Linked DNA regions of Homo sapiens: all the other regions are linked to region 3. A link is a loop called in an ENCODE intact Hi-C map of the cell type or tissue named here. Cell type or tissue: HCT116. All regions are shown on one strand. Each heading gives the region's core, and the rest is flanking DNA. Links, peaks and the distances in the headings are about the cores only.

Region 1 (3,381 bases), core at 591-3,090, 1.2 Mb before region 3:
GTCTGTGGTGCCTCGTAGTTCCATGCTACCAGAAGTTATCTTAGGGCGTCTTATGTGTGCATTAAGAGTGGCAAGCCAAAAAATGGAGAAAAATAATTCAGTTGACTGAGAAGAAAAAAAACTTTTTCCAGAAAGACAAGATCCAAGAAGAGAAAAACATAAAGGCCTTTTAAATATACCTATAACTTGAATATCCACTTTTAATTAAGCTGAGAGCTTTTTAAGAAAATCCTTTTAAATCTCTTGTTACTAGACTTTAGCCATGCGAAGCAATTAAGATTTTCAGCTTTTGAACGTTACAAAAAGTAATCTCACAGGTGAAACCAACAAGCCTTAATTAGGTTATGACTTAACCTCAAGTGTATATGGTGTTTTCAAAGGGGTGATAGGCAGCTTTTAAAACTATCATTGCAAAATTATTACTGAGACAGTGGAAGAGATCTGACCCAACCAACTCCATTTTGTTTCCAGCTCCCAAGCTATCCTTGCCTATCCCTGGGCATAGGCCAAACCAACTTTTGGAGGAGCTGGGTTTATAGTTTATAGTCTAAAACAAAGATGGTAACAGCCCCTTCTTAAGATAGGCTTACCTCTTGCCTGGGGAGCAGACCAAGAAACTAGCCATAAGATTAGAAACCATGGCCTAGGAGTCATGGAGCTGAGGCTACAAGATTCTGACCCTCCCTTAACTGCTCTCAAGATTAGTCCTTAATATATTTTGTAAACCCTGCTCTTGATGGATCAGCTGGCACCACCTAGATTGACAAACTGGCTTATCTGATTGTGTGGTCCTCACCCAGGAACTGACTTAGCACAAGAAGACAGCCACCATTGTAAAATGGTGGAGACTAAAACAAAGTATTGCCATGTGGTTCCAGGTCATGTTCCCAAGGACCTGAAACAAGATGGAGGCCTGTAGTCAAGTTTGTTACTGATTATGTTGTTGGGCTGGCTTGAACAGCAGGCTTATGGGGTCCTGGGCCTGCATTCTATTTTCGCTTTTCCTTTTAGGCCTGCTATAGAAGACATATTGCTTATCTCCAAATTTCTCTGCTGCCTACAGAATTGCCTGCTTCTCAGCTGTGGTTAGGGTTTGGCTTAGAAGCAGCATAACATCCCTCCATGAGAAGTCAAATACCTAAGTTAAATTTTGGAAAGCTTCTATATACCTATCAGGGTCGTTAGAAAATTGACCTAAGTCTCCCTTTATTTGTCTAAGATCTTGTAATGAGAAGGGAACTTGAAGGGGCCCCAAATAAAGGGGAGCCTCAGATAGTTCCCCTGGGAGTTGCTTCTCTAATTTTAGAGAATTATTTTCTTTTGGACCTGCCTGATATGATTGCTAAAAGAGCTGGGTTTATTTTGCAATGCTTGCAGAGGTCTAGTAAAAAGGTCATGCCCTTGTGCAAAAGAAAATGAGCCACATTTTTGTTAAAGTTTCTGGGTCACAGAAGTCCTTGTGCTTCAGAATGCACTCCAGAGGAACTAAGCAATTAGGGCTAGTCATGCTCACCCAGGTGGCTCTAGTCCTGGGTGACTTTTGACTTCCTAGACTTGTGTGAGCCGCCTGGCTCCCTGAAAAACGGATCTCAAGAAAAACTATGTAATAGTTGGGCAAGGCCCCTTTAATGGGCGGGGGGGGGGCATGCTAGATTAAACTCTGTATCTTGCTATTATGGCCGGTGCTGAAGCATTTACCTTTATAGAATGGTTTTGGCTAACTTCCAAACTTAAAATCCCCTTACTAGTTAGGTACCACTCTAATTGGAGGCAGAATAGGTGCCTTAAGAGAACATAGGGACTGAATGGCCATTTATCTGCTGATGGGACAGTATTGAGGCTAAAATTTGGCTACAGAGGACATTTTGCTCCTAATTGTTGAAGGCAGAGCTTTCCCATTCACAGTTGAAGCCTTTCTAGCAGTGCGAAAAGCCAGGATTGGGACACCGCAGTTTATGGCATAGGACTCACAATGTGCCTCATGAAGAGGATTTCTGTTTCCACTAGGTGGCGCTGTTGGCCTAGTAATACCTTGTACTCACCAGAGAAACGGTAAAGACGTTTATTGAGTTACTGCATGTTTGCCGATCTTTCCTAACAGAACTGTTCCCCTGAATTGTAAAAATTCCTGCACATTGCATATACGGAGAGCATAGTAGACATAATGACCATGGATAGAAAAGAAAGGAAAGTTTTGTGACAGGATAGCTGGAGATCCTTTACCAACACCTGGACGGACTGTCAGAGGCTGGGTTCAGTCCAGAAGCCTTTGAATAATGCCAGGGGTTCGTTGTCGCATGCCAAGAAAATTTAGGACACAGACACAGGTGGAATTTAGGAGCAGAGGTTTAATAGGTAGAAGAGAAGAGAAAGAGGAACAGCTTCCTCCATAGAGGAAGGGTTCTCCAAGCAGAAAAGACCATGCGGAAAGGATGGAGAAGAAAAAAACACCAGCTGGCAGGGAATGCACCGATTGTTTTAGTCTGGCATGAGGAGGTGGTGTCTGATTTATGTAGGGCTCACAGATTGGTTCAATTAGGTATGACATTTACATGGCACATGGGGAAGGCTGGTCACCTTACCCTAATCTTATGCAAATGGGCTTTTCAGTTATCAGCCCCATCTGGTCTGCTCCTTAGGATACACGCGGCTGGCAGAGAAGGGAAGATGGAGCCACCATTATGAAAATGTCTAGTCCTCAGTTTCTGCGGCATTCACCCATGCAAGCTCCCAGCTTGCAGGCTGCTCTTTGTTAGAAAATGATTTGGGGGTTCCCTTGCTATCTGCCTAAGTAATTCCTTCTTAACTCCTGTATCAGTACCTCAGGGGGTGTAAACTGTGGCTTTCGAAAATTTGCAGGGATTTGTATCTTCTATTTCTTTTGTGCTTTTAGGTAGGGAAAAAATCATTGGCTAAGTTGATCAAGGGGATCTGAGAATTAAGCCAAGAATAAATGTAAAAATGGGATGCTTAATTACTGAAGAACTGAGTACTCCATCTTCTAGCGACACTTACCTATAGTATTAAGTATTAGGCCCGGGAAGCAGCACACATTGACAAAAGTCGTAAAATCTTACTAAAAATAATGAAAAATTATAATAGAAAGCTCCAAATGAACAACACTCCATTTTGAAAAGTGCATTTGAAAATTAGAGCTGTCTAATTAGGCTCATCCAGGGATGCCTATTGATGTGCAGATGCTTCTAAAAAGATTTCATTGTTTTTATTGTTTTTAAGAAAAGTCTTTATAAAAGACAAAAAGCTTAAGCAACTAATTGATAAGAAAAATTAAGTCTTCTAACCTTTTAGTCTGGTTACTACCCTGCCCTGAAGGTGAAGAGAAAGCTGGATAAAGTGTTTGTAAAAGGTAGACCCTCAGGT
Region 2 (3,381 bases), core at 591-3,090, 600 kb before region 3:
ATTGCTCGTAATGTAAAATACAAATTCTTTATCATAGTCAAAAAGCCTTGTATAACGTGGCTCACCTGCCTCTTCTATTACATCTTTAGACCACTACTGCCTACACTCCTTAATATTTAGGTATCTTTATCTTCCTCAAAACAAGCTAAGTACATGCATGTCTCAGGATCTTTGCCCATGGTCTTCTCTGTGCTCCGAATTATCTACCCCAAGTATTTGCACAGCAATTCCTTTCACCATTAACTTTTGAGTTAAAATGATTACTTCCTCAGGGGGATTTTTCTAATACTGCTCCCCACCTAGATTATCTCATTTCTTCAACCCCCTTAACTAACTTACTCTCATCACAGTATACTAGTTTATATTTATACCACTTATTATACACTGAATTTCCATTAGATTCATTAGAGGCTGTAGAAGATTAGGAACCATATCTGTTTTTTGCTCAAGAATATGAAAAATAAGGGTTAGCATAGAATGGGCACTTATCAAATAATTTTTAATTAATTATTCTATGAAATAAGAGCTAGACAATCACAGAGATATAAAGATAATATGAATGTGAACACTCCTATCAAAGTGTGTGTAAAATCATCTGTGTACACTTAGTCTTTTCTGACCTTTGGCCACCAATTGAGTCATCATATACCAAGTTTGAATGGTTTATAAAACAGATGCTGCTCCAGGGATCTTGCTGACCTTGAATACAACACTCCAATTTCAAACATGATTTCTCTCATTTCCAGCCTGACTCAGACATATCGTCAAGGATCTGGGATTGATCACAAAAGATTTAATATTCTGTGAATGTAGGTATGTGTTAAAAGTATCTACTTTCAGCCAGGCTTGGTGGCTCACGCCTGTAATCCTAGCACTTTGGGAGGCCGAGGCAGGTGGATTGGCTGAGCTCAGGAGTTGGAGACCAACCTGGGCAAAATGGTGAAACCCTGTCTCTACTAAAACACAAAAATAATTAGCTGGGCATGGCAGTGTGCTCCTGTAATCCCAGTTACTTGGGAGACTGAGGCAGGAGAATTGCTTGATCCTGGGAGGTGGAAGTTGCAGTGAGCCGAGATCGCGCCATTGCACTCCAGTCTGGGCGACAGAGCAAGACTCTGTCCCAAAGGAAAAAAAAAATCTATTTTCATGCAGGTTTCTTCAGACTGACTACAAAGGCTTCAGACTAGCTACAAAGCTTAAAAATCTACTTTCATTCAGGCTTCTTCAGACTAGATACAGAAGAAATGAGACCATCTAGATGGGGAACAGTATTATCCATGTTGCCACCATAGAGACTATCAGCCTTTTGGGATTACCAGAGCAAAATACATGTTGGAGGATTTTTTAAAATATGTTTTGAAAGGTAGGATGAAAGAGCATAGTTTTGATAAGGTAAATAAATGAAGATTTAAAGAAAAACAAGATCAATATGTCAGGTGTGCCAGATGCTCCACCTGTATTTAAAAAACAAAAAGATTTACAGTTTTCCAAGACATCATGTTGTGTTATGCTATCTGAGAGTCAGTGTATGGTATCTCAGTCTGAGTTCCCAGCAACCAGAACAATGCCTATAATAAAATAAATAGAGAAGACAAATAGCAGTGAATTTGAGTCTGGAGAAATAAAAGGGTTTTCGTATCCCCTCTGAGCACTGTCTGGAATGTTGACTTGGAAAGCAAATCTGTGATTATAATAACCAGGTCATTCTTTCAGGAGTCTTTTCTGATGCCCTCTGATTAAAACTGACCTACATATGCAGAAATCTCTTGGTTTTTTTTTTTTTTCTGTCTTTTCAGAATAATTCCCTGTGTGATTACTTGCTTACTTTAAAATAGGGTAATGACCAATAGTCATTGTTCCAAAGACATAGAGAAAGTATATTGTGTTTAAAAGACAGCTTCTTTATAATTCTATAGAACTAAAACATTCCTATTTGCCAAGGCAGTGGAGTTTTTGCTGTTCTTAGAACATAATTACTGAAAGACACCCACACATGTCCTGCCTTGGACAAAAAATTGTATGTCCATCCTTTAAAGGTCATTCCTTTAATGGTCTTTTCTGGACACCACTAGGGGTCAGAAGTAGTTCATCAAACTTTCTTCCCTCCCTACTTCAGTGATGCATAAGGCAGATCTGCTTTAGTGTAAGCGAGGTCAGGCCCTCAAGAGTCTTGGGATGGCTGAAGAGGTAAGAACATTCTATAAGACTTGTCCAAAGAACTGACTGTTTAATGATTCTGAATATGCTAGTTCAGAGAGAATCTATTTACCACAAACCTGAAGTAGGCTTAAATTTCCAGTTTACCTGAATGGTTATGACCTAATTAGAGGAATGACTTTATAAACATATATAGATACAAATATATAGTGTATATTTATTATATACTATATATTTATTATATATTATATAAGCATAAAATGTAATAGATTATTGTATATATTTAATAACATATTATTACATATTTTAATATATAATATATAAAATGTATTATATTTAATATATAATGCATGTAATATATAAATATACATTATATATTATATATTATGTAATAAATATATATTATGTATATACACATTTATCTAGACTTTATTACATATTTCATTATATATTTTATAAGATTTCTATAAATAATATTCCCATCATTACTAAAATATTTTTTAAAAATTAGCCATACCTTAGAAGCATTATAAAAAATATATGACATGGTCCATCTGTTCAACTGTAGCCATCTAACCATTTGAGAAGTTTTTATAAGATTTATAGCATTTGATTGTACCATGACATAAATCATCTCATGCAAGATAGTGTATTTGTTTTGTTGGCTTTAATATGTTCCCTTTTCTTCAGAAAATGTGAGACAGCTTAAAATAAAATTAACTATAAGAAACTGGTAAACACTGAATGAAAGAAGAAAACCAAGCAGAAAAGTAAAAGGAGGTTACAAATAAATTTATATTTTAAAAACATTTTTTATTTGCCTGGCAAATAATAAGTGCATATATTAATGGATACAATAATAATATATAATATAAATATATAATATATATAATATGTTATGGGATACAATGTGATGTTTGATCTATATATACATTGTAGAGAGAGTCTATCAAGCTAATTAGCATATGAATCACCTTCCAACTTTTTTTGTGGTGAGAACATAAAATATTTATTTTTTAGCAATTTTTAATTTAAATACATAATATATTATTAACTGTGTTCACTATGCAGTGTGAGAGATCACTAAAACTTATTCCTCTAGTCTAACTGAAGATCAACTTCTTTCCCTTCCCATCCCTCCTCTACACTCTCAGTCAGCCTATGGAACCATCTTTCTATTCCCGTTTTTATGAAATCAACTTTTTAAAAAATTCATCCTTAAAT
Region 3 (3,381 bases), core at 513-3,012:
AGGCTTTTCTGGTGCTTGGGGACATGGACAATAGATACTTGGGTGATTAACTCCTCATGAACAAGGCTTTGACTTTTACTATTAATCCAGTCTGAAATTTGCTAAATGTATTAGCCACTGTAAAGGCATATTTAGAATTAGTACAGATGGTTCTTTCCTGGTCCTGCAGGTAATTTAAAGCTTGACTAAGTGCAGACAGCTTATAAATTTCTCTAGGAACTTCTTTATTAATTACTGAACACCTGTTGCGTTCTTTTTCCCTTAATCATTCCTGAAGAGGGTTTCTTCTAAGTTTGGCCGAACGTTTGTAATCAGTTAAATCTAAACACGTGTGCTTTCTTTTTAGCTTTGGATATCTCATTAAGAAACTTGCTAGATTAAGCGAATTATCAGTCATTAATGTTAAACTATACTTTTAAACTCGTACTTATACACATGTAATACTTTTCTGGTGGTACATTTTAATATAAGTGACTTTAAATAATCAAAGTCTTTTCTGGTGGATATTTTCACTTTTAATACTGGCCTGACCCATAATAAATGCTAGCGGATATATCAGCTGAAAGATTATCTACTACTTGTTCAGGAAACTTAGCCGCGGGGATGCCTAGCTGCTTGGAGCCGCATCTGAAGCCTGTATTACTTGACCCTGGCAAAAGTAAGGCATATGTCCCATAATGTAGTCTGCTTAGGCATAGGCTGCGGCAGAGCATGGGCTTTTTCTGCTGTGGGGGCGCACTAGAGGCTGCACGACAACGACAACATGTTGAGGCAGATCCTTGATGTCGCTAGCCTGTCAAAAGCCACCTGGCGAATGAGGAGCTTGGATTCCTTTCACAGAGGAGGACTTAGGCTGGGCCTGAGGGGAAGGGTTGGGGGTATTAGATGGGGGACTAGGGGCATTAGGTAAAGGATGGTCCAGGGAATCCTATGTGCTGTTTTCTTTGCTAGGATCCTCTGAGAACCCTCCTTCACTGTCTCCACAGTAGGGGCAGGTGCATAAGGGAAAGGGAGGACAGGTCTTTGCCTCCAAAAAAGAGCATAGTCCAGTTCTTCTTGAGAAACTGGGCTTTTATTATTTACATGTTAAACTGAAAGTTGACATAGTATATCCTCAGTTGACCCAAACTTTGGCCAGAAGATTGACGGATTGAGGTTAGGTCTTTGAGTCCAAATAGAAAAGCAATATTTTATCATTTGTTGCTTTTTCTTATGTTTAGTTCTTTCATTATCTTCCCAACATTTTAGCATGAGACTTAGGGGACTATCAGGTGGTATATCTTTGTTACTATTCATATCCTTTTTCATGAGACTTAGGGGACTATCAGGTGGTATATATCTTTGTTACTATTCTTACCATTTTTGCTTGTAATATTTCCCATATTGGGTCTTGGCTAGGCGCAATCTCTCATATTAGGAATTTCTTGCCTAACGGGGCATTGCTGTGGCTCAACCCCATCATATTAGGGATTTCTCGCCTATTTGGCGAGGGATTCCTTGTGGCTCAACCCCTTGTGTTAGGGGACCTCTTGCCTATCCTTCACTGGAATCGTAACTGAGGCTCAATTCGCCTATCCTTTAGCCCCACCTGCTGGAGGCTCTTTGCATCCTTTCGCTTTGTCCACTCTGGCCGCTTCCCTCGTGGGAATATTTCAGGTTCCTCTTAGCCTTGATGGCGGGTCAGCATAAACCCCTGATGGGACCCCCATATGAGGTGACCACAGAACCACAGATTGGACTCATTCATTCTGCGCAGCAGGAGCGCTTGCTACCATTCACGCACTTTCAACCTCCAGAATGCCCCGACCCACGGCCCCCAACCACCAAGGAAGTACTTTGTCGCCCCTGTGACGTTTCCTACCTTGATCTGTGCACAGAGTTTACCTGGTCACCGCGGTATTGCAAGCCTCTCCTCCTCGCGTTGCTGAGAGTCCGAGTTTATTCATCACAATGGGTGGGTCCCGATCTCCCCTCCCTGAGACTACCGCAACGGGGCATTGGAATGCGTCTCCCCTGGGTAGGATGACTGAAGATCCCTTTCTGAAGGAGAGTGGGGATCCCAGATGAGCCCCCAGAGTTGTTGGGTGTAAAAATGCTCTAGGAATAAATGCTCAGTGCCGCAAAGTGAAACCAACACTTAGGCAAAAGTTCTCTTAGCAAGGCAATTTACTTCTGTAGAAGGGTGCCACTCGCATCAATCAAGATCACAAGAGCACAGGGAAGGAAGGAGAGCAGGGAGCTTTTATCTCTGACAGTTTCTACTTCTGTGTCACTCCCCCATGGGCTGGGGTCCCCCATGGGCTGTGTCACTCCCCCATGGGCTGAGCTGACCAGATTGGCTACTTGCAAATATCTTTCTAAATATGGAAGGGAAGGGGAACACGGGGTACAGTGGTGAGGCATGTGAGATGTGCAGTTTCCGGGGAACAATGAGTCCAGGTAACTACGGGAACAGATGTGAGTTATTGATTAGAGCTGATGGGAAGCGGTAGGCTGTTTTACAGTAACTAAGGAAAAGGAAAGTTGAGTTTGAGAACAAAAGACCAGGAAGTTAGCGGCTAAATCTTTGAAGAGGAACTCAGAGAAAATTATTGTATCTTACATTGTCTTTCAAAAAAAAAAAAAAAGTAAAGCTATTTTCAAAGCAGTTCTATAAAAAAGCTGAAAAATGATTACCATTGCCCAAGGATAGTTTCACTATTCTGTGGGCTAATTAAAGACAAGAAATTTAAATGTGTCCCAGAGATTCTGGCACATTGTGTCTTTGTTCTCATTGATTTCAAAGAACATCTTTATTTCTGCCTTCCTTTTGTTATTTACCCAGTAGTCATGCAGGAGAGGCTATCACAATCTGAATTTAGTACAAGAAGATACTGTATTATGAGAAAGAACAAATAGCAGTAAGTTTAAGGAAAGGAAGAGAGATTTGGGAAAACGGTATAATTAATTATTCTACACTTATTACTTCAAGTATAAGGACTTCATTTAGAACAACATTCTTCTTGTCATAACTCATTCCTCTGAGTGGGAGAAGCATCAGATATCAGTGAGCTATGGGTGAGCTATATGCTGAGCCTTGACGCTTCACAGAAGTCAATCTCCCTGCCTGAATAGGCCACGCATTCTGGTCTGTCCACATTAGCAAAGTCAGTGGCCAAGCTTTCCGAAAGAGACTTGTATGTGTCTATGCTAGGGACTGGATGAGCAAGCTAGTCTAAATCAGAGGCAAGGCAGAACAAGGTATTTTGCCTGAAAAATCTAAAGCCTCATTTTCCCAGATGTATATCATAAAATTGTTGACATTCTCTGTCAACTCCTTGTCTCCTGTGTGTCTCAGCTCTGAACTGAGGAGGAAAGTACAAGGTTGTATTAAGAGGCCCT

The links. Peaks named below come from ENCODE experiments on the same cell type or tissue, not always from the same donor. Only the 100,000 strongest peaks of a DNase experiment are listed, where the experiment ranks them.
Region 1: it touches region 3 in a loop (6-fold over the local background); 22 of 110 quality-filtered maps call a loop at or near these places.
Region 2: it touches region 3 in a loop (6-fold over the local background); 14 of 110 quality-filtered maps call a loop at or near these places.

Annotation. Positions count from the first base shown.
Region 1 is chr11:4,624,384-4,627,764 of GRCh38, forward strand. No RefSeq gene overlaps it. Among named protein-coding and RNA genes, the nearest start is that of OR51D1, 11 kb to the right of the region's middle. In HCT116, for the core only: a CTCF peak has its summit at 2,011 (motif pointing right); a DNase peak (open chromatin) is centred at 1,998.
Region 2 is chr11:5,202,901-5,206,281 of GRCh38, forward strand. No RefSeq gene overlaps it. Among named protein-coding and RNA genes, the nearest start is that of OR51V1, 3.9 kb to the left of the region's middle. In HCT116, for the core only: a CTCF peak has its summit at 2,070 (motif pointing right); a DNase peak (open chromatin) is centred at 2,111; H3K27me3 peaks cover 353 bases.
Region 3 is chr11:5,807,038-5,810,418 of GRCh38, forward strand. OR52N2 (olfactory receptor family 52 subfamily N member 2) reads left to right here and starts at 1,887. Exons shown (of 2, transcript NM_001005174.3): 1 at 1,887-2,017. In HCT116, for the core only: a CTCF peak has its summit at 1,598 (motif pointing left); a DNase peak (open chromatin) is centred at 1,594; H3K4me3 peaks cover 766 bases; H3K27me3 peaks cover 1,362 bases.